7 separate regions of the Mus musculus genome follow, and regions 2, 3, 4, 5, 6 and 7 are each linked to region 1. A link is a loop called in an ENCODE intact Hi-C map of the cell type or tissue named here. Cell type or tissue: heart. All regions are shown on one strand. Region 1 has its middle 45 kb from the start of Gm34076. Region 2 overlaps Apba1 (amyloid beta (A4) precursor protein binding, family A, member 1). Region 3 overlaps Apba1 (amyloid beta (A4) precursor protein binding, family A, member 1). Region 4 holds the start of Apba1 (amyloid beta (A4) precursor protein binding, family A, member 1). Region 5 holds the start of Ptar1 (protein prenyltransferase alpha subunit repeat containing 1). Region 6 overlaps Fxn (frataxin). Region 7 holds the start of Fam189a2 (family with sequence similarity 189, member A2).

What was found. A loop is a pair of places that touch in the nucleus more often than their neighbours do. Peaks named below come from ENCODE experiments on the same cell type or tissue, not always from the same donor. Only the 100,000 strongest peaks of a DNase experiment are listed, where the experiment ranks them.
Region 2: a loop joins it to region 1, with 8 times the contacts of the local background. A loop is called at or near these places in 31 of 42 quality-filtered maps.
Region 3: it touches region 1 in a loop (5-fold over the local background); 14 of 42 quality-filtered maps call a loop at or near these places.
Region 4: it touches region 1 in a loop (2.7-fold over the local background); 10 of 42 quality-filtered maps call a loop at or near these places.
Region 5: it touches region 1 in a loop (2.0-fold over the local background); 3 of 42 quality-filtered maps call a loop at or near these places.
Region 6: a loop joins it to region 1, with 2.4 times the contacts of the local background. A loop is called at or near these places in 6 of 42 quality-filtered maps.
Region 7: a loop joins it to region 1, with 2.2 times the contacts of the local background. A loop is called at or near these places in 8 of 42 quality-filtered maps.

Annotation. Positions count from the first base shown.
Region 1 is chr19:23,960,158-23,964,157 of GRCm38, reverse strand. No RefSeq gene overlaps it. Among named protein-coding and RNA genes, the nearest start is that of Gm34076, 45 kb to the right of the region's middle. In heart, a CTCF peak has its summit at 2,443 (motif pointing right); DNase peaks (open chromatin) are centred at 2,427 and 3,647; H3K27ac peaks cover 594 bases.
Region 2 is chr19:23,858,194-23,862,193 of GRCm38, reverse strand. All of the region lies in intron 1 of Apba1 (amyloid beta (A4) precursor protein binding, family A, member 1), which reads right to left. Among named protein-coding and RNA genes, the nearest start is that of Gm34076, 57 kb to the left of the region's middle. In heart, CTCF peaks have their summits at 1,626 (motif pointing left), 3,550 and 3,871 (motif pointing right); no DNase peak of the experiment used is centred here.
Region 3 is chr19:23,898,995-23,902,994 of GRCm38, reverse strand. All of the region lies in intron 2 of Apba1 (amyloid beta (A4) precursor protein binding, family A, member 1), which reads right to left. Among named protein-coding and RNA genes, the nearest start is that of Gm34076, 17 kb to the left of the region's middle. In heart, a CTCF peak has its summit at 1,626 (motif pointing left); a DNase peak (open chromatin) is centred at 1,024; H3K27me3 peaks cover 577 bases.
Region 4 is chr19:23,757,365-23,761,364 of GRCm38, reverse strand. Apba1 (amyloid beta (A4) precursor protein binding, family A, member 1) reads right to left here and starts at 2,489. Exons shown (of 13, transcript NM_177034.3): 1 at 2,274-2,489. In heart, a CTCF peak has its summit at 2,250; DNase peaks (open chromatin) are centred at 1,674, 2,654 and 3,014; H3K4me3 peaks cover 1,994 bases; H3K27ac peaks cover 1,508 bases; H3K27me3 peaks cover 1,218 bases.
Region 5 is chr19:23,684,990-23,688,989 of GRCm38, reverse strand. Ptar1 (protein prenyltransferase alpha subunit repeat containing 1) reads right to left here and starts at 1,590. Exons shown (of 7, transcript NM_028208.1): 1 at 1,445-1,590. The coding sequence starts at 1,530. In heart, no CTCF peak of the experiment used is centred here; a DNase peak (open chromatin) is centred at 1,599; H3K4me3 peaks cover 2,313 bases; H3K27ac peaks cover 2,531 bases.
Region 6 is chr19:24,263,486-24,267,485 of GRCm38, reverse strand. Fxn (frataxin) reads left to right here. Exons shown (of 5, transcript NM_008044.3): 4 at 87-184. Among named protein-coding and RNA genes, the nearest start is that of Fxn, 15 kb to the left of the region's middle. In heart, CTCF peaks have their summits at 2,073 (motif pointing left) and 2,295 (motif pointing right); a DNase peak (open chromatin) is centred at 2,305.
Region 7 is chr19:24,028,789-24,032,788 of GRCm38, reverse strand. Fam189a2 (family with sequence similarity 189, member A2) reads left to right here and starts at 1,770. Exons shown (of 11, transcript NM_001114174.1): 1 at 1,770-2,241. The coding sequence starts at 1,852. In heart, no CTCF peak of the experiment used is centred here; DNase peaks (open chromatin) are centred at 1,588, 2,238 and 3,008; H3K4me3 peaks cover 3,201 bases; H3K27ac peaks cover 2,122 bases; H3K27me3 peaks cover 248 bases.

The DNA of each region.
Region 1 (4,000 bases):
TAGGTTCTCTCCTTCGACTAAGCAGGGTAGGGCTGAGGGTATTAAGGAGCCAGCAGGGTGCTGTAGGTGGGGAAGGAATGTTGTAGATGGTAGTAGTTGGTCCTAAAAAGGGCAGTCACAAGCTGTGGTCAGATTCAGGTACCCCTACAATCCCTGTATACCAAAGGCGGTGCTGCTGACCCAGCACCAGAAGTCTCTGTTGCTTCTCTGCCTTCCTGGCCAATTGATGACTCTCCCCAAACACTCATGTTACATAGATTGCCACGATGCTGATGCAGTGGGCCAAGAAGTGAACAAGACAGAGACTTCATCACCCATACAGCACTCACAGAGTGACAGGGAAGAGATGCAGAGAGCAGATGCCTCAATTTAATATACTCAGCTCTGGGAAAGGCATGTCATGCCACTTGGAGGTGGATGGGGCAGGGTGTTGGTAGAGGTGGTGAGTAGTGCATTGTGGGAACATCCTGGAGTCTGAAGAGGACTTCTGCTGACAGTCACCAGGTAGTTACTGAGACTGAAGAGCTGTTTGGAGGACCGTGTGGTCCCAGGTATCTCCAGGAATCGCAGAGGCTGGAGCTGGACAGAAGTTGGAACCAGGCTTGGGGTACATTAAGGCCTGGGACTTCATCCTGTCTGTCCAGCCAGAGGCCTGGGAACTAGTACCTGCAGTGAGGTTCCAAGTGTGAACAACTGGACTCTTCTTGCAATATTATTACTGAAACCTTGAGAAAGGTTTGGGATTTAAGAACCAAAATATGAATTGCATACAAGATTATCAAAGAAATCATCAAAACTGCCAAATATCTAGCAATGGGGCAGAGGGGTGTTTTTCTTTAGAAGTGTAATAGTAACTTTTATTTGCCAGATGTACTTGTCATCTCAGAGGCTTGCTGCTGAATAAGCCCACCCTTTCTAGTTCTCTCTGAACTCTGGCTGGCTGGTTCAACTCAGCTGTTCTGGCTCAAACTCCTCTCCTAGCTGACTGATTGAAACTGGCTCCTCTCAGCTTTTGACTGAACTGCTCTGCTTGGAACGACTGCTTCATGAACTGAACTGCACTGACTACGCTGTCTGCACAAGATGAACAGAACGGCACAAACTCCACTGAACTCCACTGCACTGAACGGAACTCCACTGGACTCCACCGCATTGCCTGAACTTAACTGACGTCTCAATTACTCATCACTTTTCAAACACTGATGCTTCTTTCTACTAACCAACCTTACCTCCATTATTTATGATTAAGGGTGTGTGTACTGAGGCCCTGTCTGTATTCTACTCAGAGGAATTAAAGTTATGTTTATATTCCGGCCAGATCATACAGACCCAGAAGGTCTTTGGATATGATCTCTTGCCAGAGCAGCCATGTTACTGGATTAAAATTCCCCTACAAGAAGTATCTTTATAGCTTGGGGTGTGGCTCGGTGACAGTGCCTGTCTAGCATATTTGAAGCCTGGGGTTTGATCCCTAGCAAGATTTTCTTTTTTTAAAAAAATATAAGATAGCATAATAAAAGCATTAGAAATGTTTTCAGATAATTCCCAGTGAGGCAGTGAAAGGGGGTTTAAAAGGACAACTTTATATTTAAAAGTGTGAAAGGAAGCCTGTCTTAGGCCACTAGGGTTCTGGATTCTCTTTGGATAGTGAGGCAGTCCATGGTTGTGTGTCCCTGCCCCGCCCCCTTTTCAGTTTCCCCAGGTATGTGGCTCTGTATTAGTTTTCTGGTCCCTGCCCTTAAACAGACTCCTTCATCGCCTGTGCTCTGACCACGCTGCTCTGGCTTCCTCAGTGTTCTTTAAGCAGGCTGAGGACCTGTTCCTGCCTCAGGACCAACCTCCGAGCCAGCTGCTTTGTATCTGGGTCAGCCTCACAGAAGTTGCGTGCAGGGTCATTGCAATACGCGTGGTCAGCGATCACACGGTTGTTGCAGCAGGAAGCAGTTCAGCGCCTGATGGGGAAGCAAGGTCAGAGGACAGGGAGACCAATTTCTCCTGAAACCTTTGGAGTATCATTGTCCCACATCCTCCAGAATGCAACCCCAGGTGAATGTTGCACACCTCTGAGTTGTACAAATCGTGAGTGTCCCAGGTCAGGAGAAACACACGCCAGGGTTAGATTGGCGGGAACTCTGAAAACCCAGTGGCGGGCCACGGTGGTGGAAGGGATGTTCTGGAATGTGGGCAGGGTTGCTGGGAAGCCCTCCAAGGGTCTGTGTTCCAGCTTGATAACTTTCTTTCGCTGCTTGATTTACCTTTTCATGAAAGTATCTCGAAAGGCAAAACAATCGAAGGGGGAGGGGCTTTCTTCCTTGCCACGCCCTCACCTGCTTTGGAAGGATAAACCAAAGGATCATCAGATGACTAGAGAATTGAGGACAATAAAAACACTGCGTGCTTGCCTTCATCTGGAGTACTGTAGCATTTTGCTGTCTGCCACCAGGTGGCGGCAGAGTACCACAGTTTGACCCAACGACCCAGGGTGGGGATGCGGGGGAGACATAACAGGACCCAGTGACAGGGAAATGCCTGATCTACCCGAAGCTCCTGCTGTCACTCATAACACATTTTTTTTTAAGTGAGAAATGAAATAGAAAACAGGTTTCATCCTATGCCTTCCTAGGTGGACCCCATGATCTAACTGTTCCAGGCCCTCTGTGCTTTTCACGGCAGAAAACACCCTGGTCCCATCTCCCGACTCACTTCTTCAAATTTACCTGCATTTGGGAGCTCCCAGATAGAGACTTTACCTTATCAGTTTTGTTAATTTAGACAATTGCCAAAGTTGTCCATCAGGCCCTGATGTGTGTAAGTCTATGGTGTAAATTGCTGAGAGTCCTTAGCGATGTGGGCATGCTACTGCACACACACACACACACACACACACACACACACACACACACACACACCAGGGGCTGGGACCCACCCGATGCGGAGTGCAGGAGGCATTGTGTCCTGATGATGCTGTACCTTTGTTACCAGCGATTTGCTTTGATTGTGTGTGTGTGTGTGTGTGTGTGTGTGTGTGTGTGTGTGTGTATGTCAGAGGTCAGAGATTGATAGTCACTCATAGGCTGTACTGGCTGGACATCGGGTCCCTCAGGAGCCTGTTGTGTCTCCTTACTGCTCTGCTGGGTTTACAGGCCTGCCCTGCCATACTGTCACCCTGGGGCTTTTAATGGGCCCTGAGGATAGGACCCAGGTGCTCAGGCCTGCAATGCAAGTCCTTTATTAGATGAGCCATCTCTCGTGTTCATGAATCAATTTTTAGTAATAATTGTATCCAACATTGTTTCCTGCAGGGGATTCAGAGCTGGGTGCCACACACCATGGGCTTGGGCTGTCCCCACGGGAGATTACACACCCAACCCTCTGGTGAAGCCACCAGGACACAGTAAAGGGCTGTGGTCATTTTTTTAAAGACCAGTGTCCCTCTGGAGTCAGTGAGGTGGTGACATTCCACAGCTCTTTTCCTTCCGTGTTCTCTTCACTAGGAACCAGGGCTAGCTTGGGGGCATGGGAAGGAAGCTGCCTCTCTCGCTGACTGGGAGATGAATGTATTCCCTTCAGCTTCTCTGGTGGAATGGTCTGTACAATTCTCCTAGGGACTCAGACCTGCAGGCAGCTGCATTCAGTCTGGGCCCTTTTAATTAGCAGTTCAGCGTCCTTGGCCCACTGCCCTCTGGAGGATCCAAGCCTGTTTCCTTAACAACAACAACAACAATGGGAGGAGGAGGAGGAGGAGGAGGAGGAGGAGGAGGAGGAGGAGGAGGTTGCTGTGGCTGCTGTGGGGTCCCAGGTCTGTCAGATGGGAAAGGGTGGAGTGTGTGACCAGTGAGGGGCTCATCTTTGCAGAAGCAGGCGTTGTTCTTTCCAGCTTCAGGTTCTTGGAAGCAGACTTCGTGTGGGGAAGGTCCTGTATCTGCTGATGCCCTATAGCACGGACCAAATTCCTTTTACAAATGTTAGGAGCTGGGCAATGGTAGACGGTATGGAAGGA
Region 2 (4,000 bases), 100 kb after region 1:
GAGAGAGGGCGTGGCCTCGCGGAGGCTGCCTCTTTCCGATGATGTCCGACTGGGTCTGCCACGCACAGATGCCCCAGTTAGAAACTCCTGTTCACCCACCCCACCCCACCCTTTGTCTCCTTTGAGGCAGACAAGGTCATCCACTTCAGATCAATCTGGACAAGAAGAAGCGGACATCTCTTTTTGTCGCGGAAACAGTTGGCGAGACAGGAAGGCGGTGGAAGCCCTGAAAGGCCTGAGGTTGTGGGCACAAAACCTCCCAAAGGAAGAGCAGAGACGCTTGTCTTCATGGAGGGCAGAGTGAAAGAGAGCCCACGTGGAGCCCTAGGGACAGCTTCAAAACTCTACGAGGCTAAGCGTAGAAAGGGAAATGAGTTATCCTTACGCAGCCGCAAGACCACGCTTGGGCTAAGCACAAGCCCCCAGTCTGTCCTTAAGGCAAAAGATGGGGCAACGGTCTCAGCAGCCTGCCAGTCACCTGAGATACTGCCTGAGGGAGGTCAGTAACCCTGGCTCTCACGTTCCTGGTACCTTGGGAGATTTTTGTCTTCTTTCATTCTAGGCCCCTCCCACCCAAGATCCTCCTCAAAGCTACAAATCTCACTTCCCACCAGTTCGATTCACTGAGTCATCACTTCACATCCCACCATGGTATATACATTTTAACTCTCAGGTTCGTCACTACTCAGAAGTGGCCAGGTTTTTGTTAGCGCTCCATAGCCTCAGTAATGGTGTCAGGCCTTGAGACCTCCCCTTGAGATGGATTCCACTTTGGGCCTGTCGCTGGACCTTCTTTTCCTCAGGCTCCTCTCCATTTCCATCCCGGTAATTCTTTCAGACAGGAACAATTATGAGTCAGAGATGTGATTATGGGATGGCAACCCTATTTCTCATTTGATGCTCTGTCTTCCTGCCGGAGGTGGGCTCTATAAGCTCCCTCTCCCTACTGTCAGACGTTTCATCTAAGGTCCCTTCCTTTGAGTCCTGGGAGTCTCTCACCTCTCAGGTCTCTGGTGTACTCTGGGGTCCCCCTAACCTCCTACTTCCTGAAGTTGCCTGTTTTTATTCTTTCTCCTGGCCCTCGGGGTGTCAATCCTTTTTGACTGCCCTCCAAAAGACCCAACAAGCAACTGAAAGAATCAGATGCAGGTATTTGCTCCCAACCTATGGACAGAAGCAGCTGACCCCTGTTGTTGAATTAGGGAAGGCTGAAAGAAGTTGAGGAGGAGGGCGATCCTGCAGGAGGACCAGCAGTCTTAATTAATCTGGATCCCCGAGATCTCTCAAACACTGGACCACCAAACAGACAGCATACACCAGCTGATATGAGGCCCCCAACACACATACAGTAGAAGACTTCTGGGTCTGTGTTCTTTCAGAGATGATGCACCTAACCCTCAAGAGACTGGAGGCTCCAGGGAGTTTAGAGGTCAGGTGGGGTGGGGAGTGGGGCATCCACGTGGAGACGGGGTGGGGTGGGGAGGAGGTCTGGAGTATGGAGCAGTCGGAGGGTGGATGGGGTGGTGGAGAATGGAATATCGAGTGTAAAAAGTAAATTTAAAAAAAAAGTGGCCAGGTTTTGCCCTCACCGGATTTCGAGTGCCCTCTTGTGGTGAGAGTGTGTAATTGTAGCGCGAAGAGCCCCAAGTTGAACTTGATTCCAGTTATACCAGGGTCCAAAAAGAGAAAGGGAAGACAGCTTCTGAAATAAGTTCGTAAAAAAAATAAAAAAATAAAAAAACGCAAAGCAAGGCAAAGTGTAGAGTCTTGCCTGTACACTTGAGAATGAGACTTAATCATAGTCTTTCTAGATAGCCGGCTGTTAGGAGAGTCCGTACCATGTGAGTGGATGATACCGCCTGGGCTGGACCTTGAATTTTTTTGGCTCATAACATGCCTCACCAGCAGTCACAACCATGTCTCTTTCTCCCACCCTCCTAAATGCCTTCTGAAAGCCCCCTCCTTTTTCTCAGCTCAACTTGGACCAGTCCCCCTCCCCTCCCTCACCCCCTTAACCTCTCCTGTCTTCAGTTCATATTCATATTTTCCGATTGTCCTGCGAGTCCCAGTCAGTCAGCGCATGCACACCGGCTTTGACTAGGAATGATGCCTGAGGTACCATAGAACATGGGATCAGATCACCTTTAACTCACCCAGGCCTTCTTCCATTTTGCAAACATTGCTTGGGTTTCAATGAAATGTGTGGCACTGTGGTAAACACTAGGAATGTGCACTGAATAAAACAGCCAAGGCATTTGCCCCTATGGGATGTAGACTGAGGAGTTTCTAATACAAATATATACTTTGCACTCTGAAAGGGGCCCGTGAAATAAGCAAAGTGAGGATGCTGGAGACGGGAGGATGAGTATCTAGTTATCTGGGGAGGGAAAGGCAGCCAGATCAAGGGACCAGCAAGTTCAAAGGTCAAAGGTCAAAGGTCCCAGGGCGTTTACCAACATCCATAATTTACTGTTGTTTCACGGACATTTGCATATGCTGCATTGATGTACATATGTGGATGGGAACACACAAGCAGGAAATATGGAGATATATATTAATGCATTAACAGAAACAATGTGAAGAAATCCATGTTGGCGTGTTATGCTTTCAGACAATGGAGTGCTTAAAATGCATCTGAGTCCCTAACCAGATGCTGGGTTTCAGGGACAGATTTCAGGTGAATGTCCTGGCTGCTCTGTATTGCTGTTGGAAGTTTGGGCTCATGGGAACCTGCAGGGATCTACAGCTTAACATCTGTATTCAAAACTAATGACATGATGCCCCTGCCTTCCTGTTTTGGAGTATGGAACTTCAGAACCAACACTTTTTTGTTTTTTGCTACCACGGCTATTTTGTCACAGAAAGTCGTCTGGGTGACCTGTTGTTGTTGTTGTTGTAGTTGTTGTTAGAAGAAAAAAAAAACCTAATTACTCCAAGCTATGTTATGAAGTTTTGGAGGCCAAGAGGTTCCATACAATCTTTTGGTGCAAAACAAAACAGAAACAAACAAAACAACAACAACAAAACTCTGTGTACCAGGAAATGGCAAATCGGAAACATTTCAGTTTGAAAAAGAATCTGGTGTAGAGACAGACGCAGGCTCTGGTTTACTCAGCTAGGCGCCTTGGTAGCTGCTCTGTGAGAAGAGTGGGGTTTGGGTTTCTAAGAGAGAGGCGGTGATACACTGCCTGATACATTGTATCTTTCTCTTCAGCAAATTCATGCCACAGAGCAAATGAGAGCAGCCCAGCTGACCGCTTAGTCTCACACACAAAGCAAAGATGTCCTGCATGAAATCAGTGCCCACGGAGTTCAAACGCACACCTAGCGTTTGCTCCAAGCAATGTGTCCCTCCAACTTCTCCCACGGAGGAGCTTAACAGGCCCAAGCTGTGAAGATGAATTTACAAAACAGCCCGTTCTTTTCTCTAGACGATAATATTAACACACTCAAAAAAAAAAAAAAAAAAAAATCAGTGTCACTTTGGAATTTGAAACAGATACGCCCTCTAGCTGTTAAAGTGACTTTTGTTTATATTGAATCTTATTCCAGAACAAAACTTTAAAAATTAGAAAATAATGTATTCAAACTGTAGAATCTAACTTGGCAGGTTTGATTTAGTTTTAAGATCATGGTTGAATGGTAGTTTCATTTTTACAGAGTTTATATTATCTAAATATAATAAAAGTTTATAGAATCTACCAGAGTAATAGGATTTATAGAATATAAATTCTGTAAAACAGAAAAGATACTTTACAATATTAGAATTTGTAAGTTTTAAACCTTGTAAGAAGTCCTTTTTTAAAATTTAATTTTGATGCCTATGGGTGTTTTGCCAACATGCATTCCTGTGCACTAATGTGTGCAGTACCGTAAGAGGCCAAAAGAGGGCACTGGATCTCCTAGAACTGGAGTTTCAGATGGTTTCAAGCCACCAGGTGGATGCTGGGAATCAAACGTAGGTCCTCTGGAAGAGCTGTGCAGCTGTGCAGTGTGGTGA
Region 3 (4,000 bases), 61 kb after region 1:
TGGAAAACTTTACTCGTAGCGAGATCGTGCTGCGTGCGATGGGAGCGTAAGGAATAGGAACCACACACCGCCCTGGCGCTGGAGGGAGACAGCACAGTGCTCGGACAGCAGCCAGCCTCAAGGCTGGTTCACCGTCCAGGCCTCCTACCCTACAGGCTTCTCCCAACCCCAGCAATTCCTCCGAATTCCACACTCCCCAGTCATCGAGGCGTCTTGGTCCAGAGAGAAACAATACTATTCATAGAATACACTGGGTCAACCAGAGGCCCAAGTGAGGCTGAGCAGGGATGAAGGCTACAGTCTAGTGGGCAGATACTTCTGTCCCCACAGTCAAAGAAGACCATAGAGAATGAATGCTTAGCCATAACTCATGAGTCTTTACAGCAGATTCATTGGATACTGGAAGCTCCCTAAGATTGGGGAAAAAAAAAAACAACAAAAACCAAACTCATCCCAAGAGCATGCCATGGGTATGTTTTGTCCTTCAGGACAAAAGTTCCCCTTTAGAATTTCTCCACTGCTCCTTAGCCCTATGTTCTTGGATGTAACCACCAGCTCCACTCAAGTGCTGCCTCACACCTATATAGTGCGTGGCTTCGTTCTCCCATCAGTCACTTTGGGACCTGTAGGTTTTCTTTCTTACAGCCACAAGGTGGAACAGAAGTCTAGGGACTGGAAATGGCTGATGAGGTCGATGGCAGAAGACACTGTTAGCTGTGGTCTCACCCTTGAGGGCTTTGCTGACATAGTCACTGCTATCAAATACAGGGGAGAGGATTTTCAGATGGGCCCCATAGGTCAGAACCTCCATTTACACCTCTCCTCAGGAGGGACATGCGGGCCAGGTATCTGCCTAAACAGATGTCGTTGGGTGACCGAGGACTATGGCTTCCATCTTACCATCAGACTCTGGAGCCTTTTGGTCTTGCATACTTTAAGGGTGAGACTGGGCCCATGGGACAAAGAACTGAGAATGCCCTGGCCATGATCAATGGGAAACCAAGGCTGTCAGCCAATTGGCTTTGAAGAGCTGGATCCTGCCCACAGCGTGGGAGCTTGGGAGCAGAGCTTTTCCCAGGAAAGCTATGATGGTATCCTCCCCCACCCCATGCCCACTTGCAGCCTCACAGGGGTTCTGCAGTATGAAGTAGATGTGTGTGTGTGTGTGTTGCTTTATGCTGCTAAATTTTGGGATGATCTGTTGTGTGGCAGTAGTCTCAGGTATCACATAAGGATTCAGATAAAAGCCTTAAGAGCAGAGTAGGCTGAGAAGTCTAGCTGTGGACATGATAAAGGACTGGCCTCAAGTAGAACACTATGCAGACAGACCTCTTTCTGTCACACAGTATCCCTGGGGTCTTGTACAATACCTTAGGTGCAGAGTACACTATAACATGTCAGTCCAATTTTAAGATGGACTTTCAACTTTGAAATAGGGACCACAGTTCTACATCTCTCCTAGTTCAGTAGGAAAGTGATGGACAGGTCAGGGATGGAAAAAAGGCTTAGAACCCAACTGCTACTGGTGCTCTCAGGTCAGGGAAGGCACAAAGACTTAGGGCTCTACTGCCAGGCTGTGCTCTGAAGTCAGGGAGGAGGGTGAGACCTAGTGCCCTCTGCTGGCCAGTCCCCACCCCAGTCATCCCTGTGAGGCAAGGGCGCACACCGAGACTCTTGCCCCACTGGAGATTGCTTAGTGACTAAGATCACCTTTTCTCTTCCAAAGGACCCAGGTTCAATTCCAAAGAATATTTACAAATAAAAAGATTTAAAGCAGAAAAGCAATAAAAATGACTTCCTGTAGCTATGTCGTATTTCTTATTCAGGCAATGTCCTATATGTCCAAATACTCAATTAAATCCAAAGTGACTGTCTAAGCAGCAGGTTTCCTTCCTTTCCTGAGGTCTGTTCGATGGAATGAATATCCTGGAGGCCATCTCTGCTGTCTCTAGGTGATCCTTTGTCTCCATGGTTACACATCTGTCCAAGCCTTAGGGATGTTGGAACGACTGGATCCATCTGTACCTATTTATCTAAGTTTGAACAGTTTGGACCCCGGGAGATAGCAAAGAGTGCCCTGGGATATGTACTCTTTCATAGCAAGTCAGTAGACCAACCTGAGCCATGGGTGCTTACTTGGGGACCAGTCCTCTTCAGGTATGAATGTATGCAGTATTGGAGATACCATAAGGCCGTCCTTTCTCTTCCCAAGAGTACCACCTCACATCCCCAGCAAGGAACTGACCCCAACTCAGGCACTGACAGAACACATCTTCATCCTAAACTCTGTCTGCCTGACTTTGGATCCCATTTCAACTCCATCCCTTGCTATCCAATCCTGGAAATATTGTGGCAGGCCAGAACCTCATGAGCAGGCGGAGATCCACAGAGGGAACCCCTCATTTCAGAGCACCTCACGGGAATCCCGCACAGAAATAGAATTCTTGGCAGTGGTCCGATTCTTTTTACTTGTCCTTGGAGGCTTGACAACACAGCAGCCAGGTCAACAGGGCAAGATGCTGCTAATGAGTCTTAATTAATTAACATGTGCATCTGACCTTGGTGGACAGTCTCCTAGCAACCGTTAAAAGAAAAATCAGAATCCTTGTGGGCCGTATGCTGAATTCAGGATAGAGAGGGGGTAGCATCAAGACATCTAAGACCCAGGTGAAGCCGGGGCATCGCCCAATGCTTTTTTCCACCAGCTTACAGGTGTTGATCAGGGCAGGTACTAACCTTGGGCCTTTACTTCCCACAGTGTTGAGAATGCCTCTCTTTCAGCAAGGAGGAGGCTGGTTTCTGACTAACTGAGCAATGTCAGGGTTGAAACAACCTCCTGCCTCAAATTATTTTGTGCATTGGTCTCTGGGAGGGAACAGGCTGCCAATATAAAGTAATTGTGACCTGGAGCAGGTGGTGCATGCTCCGTTCCCACTGACTAGTAGGCTAGTTTGATGTAGCTAGAGCAGTCCTGGATAAAAAGGGCTGGTGGGGTGCTGCCTAATGCAGAAGCTGGGAACCAGGGAAACTGAAGGGAGGGCCCAGGATGAGTGGCATGGTGTGGATTTGCCTGTTGGAAGACAGCAAAGGGAAAACCCAGAGCAGAGAAGGTGAGCGAGAAGCACTGAGGTCAAGTATATTAACTCAGTGTGCCAGTGACCCACCCCACCCTAAATAGTGAGCCCTAACTTCCGGAAGGAGCCAACATGCCATACAGTGATGCCACACATATGATCCTTATGGCACATTTCCAGAGAGAATTCCACATCCACAAAGACATCTCATGATTAAGAGCACAATGCCAACTATGCTTATTAAAAGGATAAATTTTGATTTAAAGATGGTCCCATTTATGGACATATGTGCTTTAAGATTCAGCAGGACTGCATGATACACAGTATACACACACTGTATACACACGGATGCTCTTCTCCCTGTACCTATCCTTTTCCTCCAGTCCACTTAGCACGCATAAATTCTGAAGGAGCCATGTTGGAGAGGATGAGACAAACATTCTTAGGAGTTATGGGAGTCTTAAACCCTTCCCCACTACTTCCTAAGTGAACCTGTCACAGCTCTCAATGCTGGCTCTGTGTGCTAACTCGAGGGACCAAATTTTTCAGCAGAAACTGGCCGTTTGCCTCCTGTTGCTTTTCTTATGGTTTCACACATATGTTGTCTGGTGAGACAAGTCAGAGAGAAAGGTTCCTCTTGGGAGTAGGGTCACGTGAAGAGAAGTTGAAGACCATGGGTTAAAAAAAATTTTCCCCATAACTTTTTTTCCTTTTAATTCCGAGGAGCATGGGTGGCTGGAATAGCTGACTTGTGGTGGGCCACTATCTGGCGGATCATGCTCCAGCAATTCTGATATGGCAATGGTTTGGTGGCAGTAGGCAGCCAGCTTTCAGGCACCAGGGCTTGCCCAGCGTTGAACAGCCAGGTGACATTCTGGAGATGAGGTAAGTTAATTGAAGATAACACTTTGCGTCTGGGAGAAGCT
Region 4 (4,000 bases), 200 kb after region 1:
CGGGCCAAACGTTAGGAAAGCAGGGCATGGCATTTGAAAAAGTCTCTCATTTACATGAGAAAGGAAATCAGAAATTCTCAAGTCATCAATTGTGTTTGTATGCACTTCTTTCTCTAATCAGGCTGTTTACGTTGGTAATTTCTAATATTCTTGAGTTTTCTTATAAGAAATTTACATATGTGGTTTTACTTGCGTATACAGAGATGATAACTTTTTTTTAAAGTAAAGAAACCTAAGCCTCTTAAGTGACTTACATCCATCAGAATGAGATATGGCCAAAGCATTAAGAGAGTTAAAGAACTAGGATTCTAAATTCATTTTTATAAGTCCTTTTTAAAGTCTCGGATGAGATCCAACAACCTCACATTAAAATTTCAGAAGGCTTGGCTTGAAGGATGCGGGGAAATTTACTTTACACTCATAGCTTCCAGCATAGTTGGTCCACATGTCATCATTTGTTTTAAAAACAATAAACGAGAAGGAAAAGTCATATGTAGATGGCCTTAGCTTTATTATTTTCAATGTACCCATGGAATAACACTTTATACTTTGCCCAAAGAATAAAATTTTTAGAAAAAGAAAGAAATCTTTGGTGTCAGTATATCATACATTTATTTGTACATCCTTGTGATTATTTCAAGCTTTTCAAAGAGGCCCAGTGCAGCCCATTTGGGTTCTGACAGCAATTCAGTAGAATTTAAGGTATTATAACTAAAATATGTCCCAAGCAGGTGAATCCAATCATATGACATCAGTAAAGTACTGGGCTATTATCATAAAGGTGCATTCACTCCTATGGATATTGCAGGAGAAATACAGACTCCAGGGAACCAGGCGGCAGTGGACACGCATACGGATATGCCATCTCTAGTGCTTTCCCTCTCTACGCAACCCTATCTTTATTACGCAGAGAAATTTAAGCATCTATAGACTCTGCGTGCTTTTTCTCTGTCTTGGTTCCTAGACATCATTGGAGAGCCAAACATTTGCCAAATTTCCTACGAGTGAGCTGTCCTGGGAAGGAAATCGGGGACTTCACTGACTGGAGATCTTATATCCATGGGTCTCGGGAAATTTCAGTTCCTAAATGGACCTTCTAACCATTGTGAAAGCCGGGAGAGTGGCTGTCACTAGCATCCCATTTCCCACGGAAAAACACCCAAGAGAATGCATGTTGGGGCACTCTTTTTTTTTTCCTTGTTTTTTTTTTTTTTACTTCCCTTTCAATCTTGTTCTTGTATTTTTAAAGCCCCCACCTTCTTTACACACCTCAAGAGTTTATTCTAAAAGAATCATTGCAAAGACTATCCAATCTTCAGCTAGAAGGTTTTCAGTACTTATATATGGAAGGGAGTCTGGTGATAAAAGTTGTGGGAACGGGAGAGGAAGATGACCATTAAACACCCTCTTCTTGGGGTTAGACAAGAGATAAACAATAGAAATTGCAGAGTCAGGCAGTCAATGAGAGGCTGTGAAGTGCCAAAGAAAGCGCCCTTCAGAGCCAGGGACACCAGCTGTCTCAAAAGGTGTAACCATTATCCTGGTTTGCTGCCATGTGCCTCAAAGCAACCGCTCACTTCCACATCCCCGTGTTAGGACGTTAGGGAAAGGGGAAGCGAGAATCCGTACACCCAGCCACCCAAGAACAGTAGCAGAACAGAAACTGTTCTTAGACTTGCAGGGTCAAAATAACCAATACTGTCCCACAGTGTTAGCTGGCGGCATCAAGTCAGGAAAAGCAGATCGCTGGATGTGGGGCGCAGTTTTGAGAGCGTGGATCCAATTGCACGCTAAACACTCACTCTTACACGGGATTTTACAAACCCGGCCTTACCCTACTGCCTCCCCTCCACACTTCACACACCAAGTGCATCCTGCCCACCTCACGGTTTCCATCATCAGTCAGCCAGAGAGGAGGGATCCTAGCGGGGATTCCTGGAAATGTCATCTCCCCCTACACTTCGGATCTGCCACCTCCATCCCCTCTGCTATCACACACACACACACACACACACACACACACACACTCCTTCCGTGACTGTCATCAGGCCCGCTCTTCCCAAAGCCGGGTATCTCAGCGCGCACCGGACGCCTGGCATCTCTCTAGTACACACCCTTCCCCCGCCTCGCTAGCTCCAAGCACTGCCTCCCTGGATGTCGCCTGCCGTCCCTGTTCATCCGCACTATTGTTCCACGCTTCACCCCTAGCTCCCGGGATCATCCCTCCAAAAGGACCCGAGCTCCGTCCGGGGCGTCGGGCGCCCGGCACTCACCCAGCCCGCCCTGGCGGTGGTACCTTGCCTGACAGCTGGGTCCGCGGGCCCGCGGGAGCAGGCGGCGCTAGTGACAGCGACCGTGCCAAGCCTGGGAATAAAGCTGCTCTCCAGCTGCTCCCGCCTCCAGCGCCACCATCTTCCCCCGCCGCCACCGGGACCGCAGCCGCCCGCGCCCCGCTCCTCCGGCTCTAGCTCGGCAGCCGCTCGGGCCCCTCCGGCCGCGGCCCCACCCCCTGCTCGCCGCCCGCTCGCCCTCGTGACGCGCGCCGGGGCCGGGCGGCTGCGACTGACGGCGGGGGGAGCGCGCGCACGCCGCGTGCAGCAGCGCCCCTGCCTCCCACGCCCACCCGCGTGCGCGCGCGCGGCGCGGGCCCGACGCGACAGTCCAGCTCGGGCGCGCGTGAGCGTGCGAGGGGTCCACAGCCGTCGCCGTAGCTGTGCGCGAGTCCCTCCCTCTCGTGGCCGAGAGCCTGGAATGGACTACGTGGCTGCCTCCCGCGGGGACACAGGGGGACCTCCACGGTCCTCTGTCCCAGGTCCCTAACGCTCATCCCCGGCCCCGTCTCTGCGAATGGGCTCTGGTCACGCTTAGGACACACTGCCGCGTGGACGGCTGCCCGTGTCCTCTTGCTTAGTGACACGCAGTTTTCCCGCTTCCCGGGCCTGAAAGCCAAGAAAAAGCTTGGAGCTTGCAATGCGGCGCTGCGCTCCTCGAGTGGCCGCGAGGGGGCGCCCGCGTGAGCTTGAGAGGAACAAGCTGGGCGTCTGTCTGGCCGCCCACTGGGGGCGCTGCCCAACCCGCCCCACCCAGAAAGCGTCTGGAAGGCGGGGTCGGGAAATGGTCCACTTGGTTTCTCGATGCCCGTTGCTAGGAGCTTAAAAGAGTCTTCCAGACGTGCAGAGGCAATTCGCCTGGTATATGATTAGGTTCTCTGGAGGGTGGGGACCCTGAGCACTAGGGACCAGGTAGCAGGTGTTGTGACTTAATGAAAAGGTGGACTGGCCCCTGGGCGGCGGCGGGGTGGGAGTGGAGGGGCGAGGGCGGGGCTGGGTTCAGGCGCCTGGGTTCAGGCGCCAGCTCCATCTGTAATAGGCGATTCCATAGCTACATCCTCCCCCCTCTTTGGGACAGAGTTCTCAATTTAAAAATTAAGGGTCATATTCCCCCGAAACCTTATAATTTTCAAGTCCGTCTTAGTATGCATATTCTCATCTAGTGAAATGAAGACAAGCCTTCCTTATCTGACCTAGGGAGAGATAAATCTATCATTATACAGTATTTCCATATTAAGCACAGTATCTCCAGAAATATCTACGGGTGTAGCCCGAGGCATCCTAGAATTCTTGTTTAGCCTTAAAATTCACATGAATTTCTGCATTCTACTTCGTAATTAGTTTCTTGGCTTTGACAAAGAAAAGTATAGCTTCTCCTGTCCCCCCAGTATCTTTTCATAAAACTTAAACATATACTAGAAATAAGGGCCATTGTTGTTTTTCTTGTGACAGTCATTCCCTATTCATCTTGTCAGTAAAACTACCCTCTCTGGTGAAAGCCAGATAGGGTCCTCGTCCCTCCAGAATTCATAGCACCCTGGGAAAACTACACATCAGAGAACAACTGTGAACTTTCCAACTGCCAAGGTGCAGGGGTATCTGATGTTCCCTGGACTGCCTGAGGAAAAAGCCTTTCCAGGAGACCAGTTAGAGGAAGGAAAGGTATCAGA
Region 5 (4,000 bases), 280 kb after region 1:
TAGTATTTTTTGTCCACCTCAAAGATGAGAAACTGGAGTGATCACGATATTAAATGTCTAACCTTTGTTACAATGTTTTAGAAAATGACACCAGTGATTAAAAAATGAACCTTCTCACTTGCCCAGCTTCCCCCCCCCCCCCAAAGGATGTGTCTTTTACTTGCTCTGCAGCTGGAATTCTCAAAAAGGGCCTCAAAGACAGACACACAAGACATCAAAGCATTCCTTAAAAGGCCCAGCAGCCACTATGGCTACTGCCAGGAAATCACTCCAAACACTCATTGGGGAAAAAAGTCAGCAGTCAAAAGAGGAAAGGAGGACGACTTAGGGGCTGTCGGGGCTGGCAGGTATGTTTAGAGGCCAGTAGTCTTTTGTCTTGAAGGAAGTACAGTTTTAAGTCCTTAATTGAGAGAAGAAAGCAGGCCATCTGAGGACTTCTAAATTCTTTTCTGAGATCATCTTGGAGGAAAAGAACACTTGATTAAAGTGTTTGGCCTTTCATTTAGTGGAAAAGCTAAGGAGGCTAGAATGCGTAAAAATAATTCATGTGTTTTAGTAAAAAAAATTAAAATATTAAAAATAAATTGTATAACCAATGAGAAAATAATACAAAACCGGACTTCATGTTTGTTTCCCCAGGAATGGGCTACATTCTGGCTTCTTATTCTTTTGTATACTGATGTAGGTAACTCTTTAGTAGCTTCCTTTCCATTCGTTAAAGGGAGAGTATCAGGAAAAGAAAAATACAATCTTAAGAGTATCTTCCTAGAGAGTAACAAATAAAATGGAAAGGGAGGAGAAAGAGATAATATATGTATCAGTTCAGGAGTGAACTTTTAGAAGGCAACAATGCTAGGTAAGAATGCCTTAAGATGCTCGTCTGTAACTTCGGACGCGCTACTAATAAAAAAAAAGTATCCAGTTTGCAACAGCTTTATAAGATCCACTCAGGTCACCTTCAAAAATTGTTACATCCGACTCGCTTTGCAATTTTGTGACAAGCGAGTCGAAAAGTCAAAGGCAGCTTCCAATCACCTTTAGTTAACCCGAAAGGGGGCTGTAGGGAGTATGATGGGGTGGATAATCCTCTATAGCCACGCACTGGATGCAACCGAGAGTCGCCTCCAAGACACAGAGACCCACGGTAGTGGCCCGCGGGGCAAGCGCATCCCGGCGGAGGGCGGCGGGGAGAAGAGTTGCCACAACTCCCGGGACGCGTCGCGCAGGGCAGAAAACTCCACGCTCCGACGTGGCTCTCGGAGGTCGCTCCCCGGCACTGCCCCGCCACGCGTCTTGGTAACGGCCAGCCGGCTCGGCGCGACAGTCCCAGCCGCGCTCCGCCTGTCGGAAGCGCGCGTGGGCCCCGAGCGGCCCCGGCGAGTGGACTAGAGCGCGGCCCCGAGCCGCCCCCGACGACCCCGGCGGCGCAGGGCGCGCCACTCACATGTGCGGGTTCCTTCGGAAGGCGTTGGTGATGTCCTTCACCACCCTCTGCACCAGCACCGCCACCTCCTCGTTCGACTCGGCCATGTTGGCGGCCGCCGCGATCGGGCGCGCCTCCGGCAGAGCCCAGCCGCCGGCGGGAGTTCCGCGGGGGCGCGCGCGCGCGCTGGCTCAGGCGCGTTCTCGCCGAGGCCGCCGAGCACTTCCGGGTCAGGGAGGGCCGCAGCACCGCTGGGTTGGGCCGGCTCTTCGAGCTCGGTGGCTTTTGGTGGAGTTTTGGTTCACTAGGCGTGGAGGAAGGAGGCTTCCCCCGCACTTCTCCGAGCAGCCGTGTCCCAGAGTGGCCTTTACCCAGGGACCTCCGGATGGCTGCACCAGGCCCGCTTCACCGGCCCACCCGGGGAGGAGGCGGGTTGCTGACCTCCTTTTGCACGCCTGTGCTACTTTATGCATGAAGTGTAAAGTAGCGCGTTTAGTTAGATCTTGTAATGTAGTAAGCAAAGGAAAGAAAGTACAGGAGAAAGAACCCTTCAGATCTCGGGGATAAGGTTAAAAACAAAAGTAACCCACTGTACTTCTGTACTTTTAGCATTTTTGATACATTTCGTGATCACTACGTTAATTTGGAGTATAAAATAAAATAAAGGCTTTGACAATTGTTCCTGACCTCTCTTGCTCCACAAATTATAAGATTGCTCTGTTCCATTTGGATTTTAAAAGTGTTGTAATTAAAATTTTTATTTTTATATATCAGGTTTATTTGTCCCTTCTAAGTACAAAGTTCTGACTGCCTCTAACTGGTGATGGTGTCTCCTCCTCCTCCTCCTCCTCCTCCTCCTCCTCCTCTCCCTCCTCCTCCTCCTCCTCCTCCCCGTCCTCCTCCTCCTCTTCCTCCTTCTCTGATGCTTGAAGTCTGTATCTTTTTAATTTTTGGTTTTTGGCCCTGGCAAGGTAGTGCGTGGCTGTGATCTTGGGAGGTAAAAACAGGAGGTGACATTCAAGGTTATCTTTGGCTGGGCTATTTGAAACTTGGATCTCTGAAAAGCAAACTGTGGTTGGTCCTGATCCTGGTGAAGAAACAAGAGACAGTCTACAAACTTGTGGAAAGCAAAACAGACCTGATTAAGACCCTAAAAGACTCTGACAAGCTCTGGGAGAAGCAGTGAGACAAATGGGGTGTGTTGCATCCCTAGACCAAGAGCAAGTTCAAGAGTCCTGTCGAAGAGTGATACCAGGGGCTGGAGAGATGGCTTAGCAATGAAGTACACTTGTTTTTAGCAACCACAACCACCTGTAACCCCAGCTCCAGATGATCCAACATCCTCTTCTGGCTTCTGTGGGAACATACACGCACACACATCTTTTACATTTTTTTAAAAAGTAATATGCTACTGGAGGTTCCTCGGAAAATTGGAAATAGGTCTACCTAAAGACCCAGCTATACCACTCTTGGGCATATACCCAAAAGATGCCCCACCATGCCACAGGGGCACATGCTCCACTATGTTCATAGCAGCCTTATTTGTGAGAGCCAGAAGCTGGAAACAACCCAGATGTCCCACAATGGAAGAATGGATACAGAAAATGTTCATTTACACAATGGAGTACAACTCAACTATTAAGAACAAGGACATTATGAGGTTTGCAGGCAAATGGATGGAACTACAAAATATCATTCTGAGTGAGGTAACTCAGGCCCAGAAGGATATGCATGGTATATACTCACTAATAAGTGGTTATTAGCCAAAAAACATATAGAATACCCAGAATACAATCTACAGAACTCAAGAAGGTTAACAAGCCAAAGGGCCCAAGTGAGGATGCCATAATCCCACTTGGGAGGGAGAAGAAAGCAATCATGGGGACTTGGGGGTAAGTGGCAGAGGGAGGGAGGAACCTGGGTGGGATAAGGGACAGGGAGGGAAAAGGGGGACATGATCAGGTATTGGAGGTGGGGACAGGACTGAAGCCCTGAGGCCCAGCCAAAAGAATGGAAACAGACAACCTTGGGAAATAAGAGGTGGGGGGACCCTCTAGAATGTGCCAGAGACCTGGGAGGTGAGAGACTCTCAGGACTAAAGGGAGGGACCTTAGATGAAATGCCCTACACTGGGGAGAGGGAACCTATAGAGCCTACCTCCAGCAGAAAGAAAGGGCATCATGTGAGGGATGGGGTTGCCATCCCACAGTCAAAATCTCCGACCCAGAATTGTTCCTGTCTAAAAGAACTGCAGGGACAAAAATGGACAAGAGCCTGAGGGACAGGAGGTCCAGTGACAGGCCCAAATTGGGAGTCAGCTCAAGGGGAGGCTCCAAGGCCTGACACTATTAATGATGCTCTGGCGTGCTTACAGAGAGGAGTCTACCATGGCCTTCTGAGAGGCTGCCCAAGCATCTGAGTCAGATGCAGATACTTATACCCAAGCAATGGACAGAAGCCAGGGACCCCTGTAGATGAATTAGAAAAAAAAACTGGAAGAAGCTGAGGAGGAGGGCAACCCCATAGGAAGACCAGCAGTCTCAACTAATCTGGACCCCTGAGATCTCTCTGACACTG
Region 6 (4,000 bases), 300 kb before region 1:
ATTTACGTGTGTGTGTGTGTGTGTGTGTGTGTATCACAGTACTAACTAATCTATTTTTTCACACTTCCTGCCACCTGACCCCCTAGGATGGCGTGCTCACCATTAAGCTGGGCGGGGATCTAGGGACCTACGTGATCAACAAGCAGACCCCAAACAAGCAAATCTGGCTGTCTTCTCCTTCCAGGTATGTTCAGAAGTCAAAATCCATAAGGGGTAAACTCATCTGGAATGCGGTGTTGGGGACCGTTTGAGAGGGAGTCAGTCACTGGCTTTGCCGTGACTTTACGGCTGTCTGCCTCGGCAGGGAGGCTGGCTTGTAGTTGAACCCTTCTCCTCATTGATACCCGGGTTGCTATGCAACTCAGGCATCAGGATGTTGACAAGACCTGAAGCAGAAGGAACTGTTCAGAGCCTGGCCCAGACTGGTTTTCTCCAGTATATCATTCCCCAGAAGAGAAAAACCACTGGCTTGCCTTTGAAAATGATACTTTTGCCAGACACAGTCTTAACATAGCTATAGTCCCAGCACTCAAGAAGTAGAGGCAAGAATTCAAGGCCTGCCTTGGCTACATAGCCAGTTCAAAGGCTAGTCTGAGCTATCATGTAAGACCCTATAGCAAAAGCAAATAAGCAAATCTGGTCCATATAGTGCGTTCCAGGATAGCCAGGGCTATCCATAAGCCACTTTTGTTAGGTACAGTGGCACATACCTGCGATTAAAAATAATAATCATTCATTCATTCATTCATTCATTAAAAAGCTACTTTGAGGGAACTAGAGAGATGGCTCAGTTTGCTCTAGAAATCCTGAGTTCATTTCCCAGCAGCTACTTAGTGGCTCACAACCATCTCTGATGGGATCTGATGCCCTCTTCTGGTCTGTCTGAAGAGAGCGATAGTGTACTCACATACATACAATAAATAAATAGATCTTTAAAAAAAAAAAAAGCTACTTTGAAGGCTGAGGGCATATCTCAGTGGGAGAGTGCTTATCCAGTAATCTATAAGCCCTGGATTCAGTTTCCAAAATGGAAAGGTAGGAAGGAGAAAGAGGGAGGAATTTTTTATATTGTAGTATCTGAGAAAACTTGCACTTTGTCCTCAAAGTAAGTTAAACTTTAACTCCTGGCCTACTTTGAAGGTCTCTGTAACTCTGCTGGCAGAGCTGGGCTCTGACTCTGTCACAACGGGACGGGACGGTGATTTTTATCAGCAGCCCCAGGGCCCCCAGCCTCATGCCTGCCTGCCCCGTGGCAATGCCTGCAGTTGAAGGAGCAGCAGGATGCACTGCAGTCAGACCCTGTCTCAGAACTAAGGACTTACTGATAAGTATACAGCTGCTGCCTCAGTGGTCTGGGAACAGCCTAGCGATGCCCACAGGGAGCCTTCACACTAACCTCCCTGAGGCTCAACAGCAGTACTGAAGGAGACATTTTGAAGGAGCCGTGGGAAATCTCAGCTAGAAGCAGTGTGGAATTCTTTGGAAGCCTAATGGTATTGGCAGTTTTTAAAAGGTGCCAAGGTGTGGCTCAGTGGCAAAGAACTTGCCTAGCATGTGAGAGAAGGCCCTGGGTTGGAATACCACCACAACAAACACACAGCAAACAAAATGGTTACCACTCAGGCTGGAGAGATGGCTTAAGAGCCCTTCTGCTCCAGCACAAGGGCTAGAGTTCAAATCCTGGCATCCGTGTCAGGGTAGTCACTTACAAGAAACTCCAAGGAAACTCTTTTTAAACCCGTAATTGGAGCTGGAGAGATGGCTCAGTGGTTAAGAGCACTCACCAACTCCTCTTCCAGAGGACCCAGGTTCAATTCCCAGCACCCACATAGCACCTCACAACTATCTGTAATTCCAGGTCCAGGAGATCTGACACCCTCACACAGATAAATATGCAAACAAAACACCAATGCATATAAAACAAATACATTTAAAACCTGTAATTTTAGGTGCTAGAGAGATGGCTGAGTGGTTAAGAGCGCTGACTGCACTTCCAAAGGTCCTGAGGTCAATCCCCAGCAACCACATGGTGGCCCACGACCATCTATAAAGGGATCTGATGCCCTCCTCTGGTCTGCAGGTATACTTGCAGACAGAGCACTCATATATCAAAACAACATAAAAGCAGTTAATTTAAAAACCAGATTATCTGTTTTAAAAACTAATGTATATGAGAGGCTTGGGGGGGCGTCTCATAAGTAACCCCGCTTCATCACAATTACGTCATAAAGGGGGACGGGCCTTTATATGTCTGTGGGTGTGGATATGGATGTGGTTGAGTGTCCATACCTACAGTAGCCAGCAGAGGGAGCCAGATCTTCTGGAGCTGTAGTCACAAGCAGTTGTAAGCAGCCCAGGGTAGTGAAAGACATCAAACCAGTCCTGCGGAAGAGCAGCAAGCGTCCTTAACCACTGAGCCCTCTCTCCATCACCCCGGAAGTAATATCATATTTATCCAGACTGTCTTTCACAGGGCCATGATTATAACTTCTTATTTCAGAAGAAAACCTTTGAGGTCCTGTGGAGACAGAATTTCCTGGCCCCCTTGCCATAGAATGTGGGGGACGCCTGGGCCCCAGAATCTGGGCGCAGAACCCTGGACAATGTGGAGGGGTCTTGAGTTGTTCCAACTCTACCTGAGAGCAGGGCTGTGGTGCAGGATCAAAGAACATTCTTTGGTTTCTCCTGGTTTTGTTTTGCTTTCATGTGACCGGGGTACTTTGTGTTCAGAGAGGTTTCTGCTCTTGTAACGGAAGCCCTGCCTGTCCATTTGCCCTTTTCTCTGTATGTCCAGCATTTGATTGGCAGTATTAAAAGCCCTCGTGTATCTATACCTACACAAGATACTTCCCATCTCTTCCCTCTACCCTGCCTTCCCACCACACCTCAGTCTCCTCATGGTTTTGTGATGCTGGAGATCTAACAATGCGGTCACCACGCTGGGACCGCTCAAGCACTGTGCTGCTAAGCTGTGTCCCCACTCTTCTAGTGTGGGGTTCTTCGAAAGTTCCCTCGAGTGTTCTCAGTGGTGAACTCTCAGGGTTCATTGTCTGTTACTGTGTCCACTGTTCTCCAGGCCATGAGGAGCTAGAACGTGAGACAAGGGTCTTATACATCTGGAATAACAAATCATGGCCAACACCAGCTACCGATTTGTCCGCAGTACCGTGTATTAGTCAGCTTCACATCGCTACCCTGAATACCTGAGACAAGTTACCGATAAAAGGGAAAGGTTTCTTTATCTCGTGGTTTTCAAGGTTCAGGGTCCAAGACTGAGGAATGCAAGGGACGGCTACTTTAGCCTCTTATACAATGGTGTACCCTGATGGGAGAATGTGTAGGAACAATGTCCCATCTTAGGATGGGAAGCAGAGAAAGATCAGACAGGTCCCCCATTTCCTTTTGTGGACACATCGCAATGACCCCAGGAAGTCACTCCTCTTAAAGGTAGCAAAAGGAGGTAGTATAAAACCGCATCCCAAATGCTTTCTCCTCTCACCTGAAGAGTGGGGTAGATGCAGCAACAGAACGGGAAGGAAGGGGACACACTGATAGAGCTCTCAATTTCACAGCTTTAATTTTCAATAAAGAAAACTACTTTTAGCTAGAAATTATGGAGCAAGCCAGTAATCCCAACACTTGAGCGATAAAGGCAAGAAAATCAAGAGTTCAGGGTTATCCTTGGCTATAGAAGGAATTGGAGGCTAGCTGAGGCTATGGGAGACCCTGTCGAAAGAAGAAAGTTTTGTTTTGTTGGTTTTTTGAGGCAGGGTCTTAACTTGTGTGCTGGCTGGTTTTGTGTGTCAACTTGACACAGGCTGGAGTTATCACAGAGAAAGGAGCCTTCCTTGAGGAAATGCCTCCATGAGATCCAGCTGTGAGGCATTTTCTCAATTAGTGATCAAGGGGGAAGGGCCTAGCCCATTGTGGTTGGTGCCATCCCTGGGATGGTAGTCTTGGGTTCTGTAAGAGAGCAGGCTGAGCAAACCAGGGGAAGCAA
Region 7 (4,000 bases), 69 kb before region 1:
AGTAGGAGTTTCCAGGGAGGTCCTGTGACCTTCTAATGTGTAGATCTGGTAGATTAAGACCCCCTATGGATTTTTACTTGTCTTTGCTACTTTGTGTTTCTACATAGAGATAACACCTAAAAGCTTTGGGCATTTGAAGTCTTTTAGGAAGATCCTTAAGTATAAAAATACGGAGAAGCAGAAAGACCCTAAGTGTAACCATATAGATTATCAGAGTAACCCTTGCTGTGTAATTAGCACTGGCATTGAAAAGTAGATTGTCACCCACACCTCCCCCAACCTCATCCTACTCATAAATATCCCCAAGGGAAAGCGGGTATCCTGACTTCTAATGCAAACATTCTTAGACACAAGGAATGCATTTTTAATGGCATGGTTCAGGTGTCAGGCTCTGGCCAATAGAATAAATAGATTTATTTAGCTGAGAGAATGTCTGAACACTCAAGTAGACACACTGTATTGCAGGGTGTCATCCAGCCTTAAGAATTAAATACTTTTAAGCTTGTGTTTAAAATAAAAGTTATAATCACAGCACTGAAGGGATGAAACTCGTCTTCACCTGCAATTTAAGAGCATCTATTGTAGGTTTTGTTCTTAAGTACACGGGACATCAGATTTTCAGTGTTCATTTAAAAACAAAACAAAAGCCAAACTACACCCTGCCCCCAACCTTGACATTTATTCCTGGGAGCAGTCAGAAAAGAAGTCACAGGTACTATTAAACATGGTGGTTTAATGATTTTAAAAGTGTGTATGTAAACACCCGCACATGTCTAATACATCACATTGTGGGACATAATGTTCAGCATCAATACAGCCTTCGCAAGCAGAACACACGGCCAAACCTGCTTTTCTCTTTTTACTCAACAGGAGGGCATTAGATTCCTTCACCTTTCCAATAAGCCAAGCTTTCAAGGGCTACAACTGGCTGCAAACCGACACTGCTCTTGTCCTTACCTGGAAAAGAAGTTCATGATCACCCTCTTACCTATGATACATGAGCCGTCTAGACATTCTATTAGGGGAAACTTTTGTGCAAAGGCGAATAATTGCTTTTTTTCCCCTCAAAGTTCGATACATATATTATAAATTACCAAGGCAGATTAAGATTTCATTAGACCATTTCCTGCGAAGTTTGGGAGCCTGTGTTCTATCATGTGATGCCAATTAGCTCCCGGTCAAAGCTAAAAGGATGGAGCTTGTGACCCCTGCCAACTGCACAGGGCCGCCCTGGGCTCTTCCATTGTGATTGCTGACTAGTGTCTCCCAAGGTAACCTGGCCTGGCCACTATTGTTCCCACTCTGGTGCTGGGAAAGCACTCTGTTCCCTCCCGGCAGAGCTGCACCGACAGAGCCGGGAACTCTCCATAGAAGCCATAGATGCAGATTGCATTCCCGGGCGGTAACGTCCAGTGAGTGTCCTCTTTCCGGGCTAGGACCTTTTCCCGTCGGGTCGCCCACAGCCCCTCCTCCGGGCGTGGTGGAGGAGGAGAACCACAAGGGACTCCTTTCCTATTTAAAGGTTGCCAGCTCAAGGGACCTGGGTCCACCACGGGTCCCTTGGCGCCGCGGTTGCAGACAGACTCTGACAACGGTTGAGCCGCTAGCTGCATGGTTCCCGCCGTCCCTGGACACTTTTCCCGGTGACCCCAAGGCAACGGCGCACTTGTCACCGTGGGTGACCGAGAGGGGACGGCGGGGGGCGGGCCCCGCGGGGCACGTGGGCGCGGCCGGCGCTGGCCGCGGCAGCAAGTGGTTGGGCCGTGCGCAGTCCGTCCTGCGCGGCGCCGGCGCGGGTGCCCGGTGCGCGGCGCCCTCCGCTCGGCTGCGCCGCCCGCCCGCCGCGCGCCCATGTCTCTGCCGGTGGTGCTCCCGGGCTCCTGCTGCCCGGTGGCGGGGCTGTCGGGCGGACCTCAGGCCGGGGGTCCTGGCGCCGCCACCGCCGCCGCCGCTCAGGAGCCGCCGCTGCCCCCGCTGCGGCCGCGCTGGCCCCGGGGTGCTCTGCAGCCTCCAGCCCGGCCCCGCTGCGCCCCCGCCGCCGTGCTGGCCCCGCCGCCGGCGCTCGCGTCCCGCCGCCCCGCCGCGCCAGGCTCCGCGCTGCTGCCCGCGCGCCCGCTGCTGTCGCTCGGGCTCCTGCAGCTGATCCTGGGCTGCTGCATGGTGGCGCTCAGCTTCGGGGCGCTGTCGCTGAGCAGCTCGCCGCAGGTGAAGAACTCGTGCCCATTCTGGGCTGGCTCCTCGGTGAGTACCGAGAGTACCTCTCTGCGGGGCCCACCCTCGCGGCAGTGTGTTGTGGACGGTCCCTTCCATTGTTTTTGTTTGACCTCTATTGGGGGAGCGGGGACCCTAAAGCCACCTGAAGTGTAGGCGACAATAAGTGGGGGTGGGGTGTGGGAGGTTAGTGTCGGGAGACAGTCAAGTTGAAGGGAGAATTGGATTGCACCTGGCCAGTGTCTGTCCCTTACACGTTAAGGATTTTGTTTCCGTCAAGTTAACATTAAGCACGGTATCAAGCTCCTGAGAGACTCACATGAGGATGGGCGAAAAAGAATTTGAAACTTTTTGTGGCCACTGAATACTGCATTGGCAAAGCAAACTCCGGGAGGACAGGGGTTTTGATAGGTTTTCCTCACTGACACATCAACAGTACCCGTACAGGGTGGGGTACTTCTGGAATGGACAGAGTGACAGAGTGAAGGGGGGAGGGTTGGTTGACTTGTTTTTATTCTTCATTAAGACAAGGATAAATGAAAGATTATCTGGAGTTGGATGACTGAACCCTGAGGAGCTCCGAGGTAATAGGAGGTTGCCTGTGACTGATGACTTATACCTGGTCATTAAAGAAGGGCTCAGACCCTGGGTGGGTTCCTGGAGTCACCAAAGCTGCTCTGCAGAAGTGGATGCTCAAGAAACAGAACCTGTCATTACGGATGCACACCCCAGAACTCCAGAAGTTGGCGCAGCTAGCTGGGGATGTCTGTCCTACCCTGGCGCCTGGCCCCGCCTCCTTGGCCAATGGGGCATAGGGAAGCCCGGCCTCTGAGAAAAGTGGTTGCCAGTGAGCAAGCATTTGTAGACTGGATGGATGGCTACTCATCCCTGCCTCCGAACGGTGTCACAACTTTTAAGGCATCCATAACCCCTTGAGGTTTGCCAGGGGCCTGGAGACTTGGAAGCAGGTCCTTGTGCAAGGACTGTGGAGGATGAGAACGGCAAATGACCTTTCTATAAAAGCCCTACAGTGTCTATAGCTTTTTCTATGATCTTCAGTGAGCCCACAGTTTGTGCTCTACTGGTTAAAACATACCCAGAGTCAAGACCAATTTTTTTTTTTATTAAAGTACGAGAACATATTGAACCTAGTGTAATTGTTCAAGTGGGAACATTAAGAACATAACGTTTTTCTGGCCTAACCCAGAATTTTGTAGTACCTGGTATCAATCTCTACTTCCTCTAAAGACCTTTGCTAAATGGTTCTGTTGGGACCTCAATCCTATTGTGCTATAGAAAGTGAAGTCCAGAACTTAAGTATTAGGTAAAGAGAGTTCCACTCTATTGTTCTGACCCTGAACTCTGCTGCTATCTTTGTGAGCATTCTGGAATACTCTGAAGTGTAGGGTGTCGATTGAGAATAGTGCCTCCCCTGCCTCCTGCCAGGCTTGTCATTCAAATGGCTGCTGCATTTCTTAAGTACCCCGGGTTAGAATCTTGTTTGTATTTTATGGATTTACTTTTTGTAAAATCATAATCCATGTTCTCTCAAGATAGCTAGTTTATTAAAAAAAAATGTTTGTGGGAGGTGCTAGGGAGATGACCCACTCAGTAAAATGTGTGCTGTGTAAATGTGGGGGCCTGGGTGTGGATCCCTGGAACCCACCCAAACAGCTGGGTTTGGGGAGAGGGGTGCCTGGACCCCAGTGCCTGGGGTGGGGTCGGAAGAAGATGGATGCAGTGGATCTTTGAAGTTCATTGGCTAGTCAGGCTAACCAAACGGATAAGA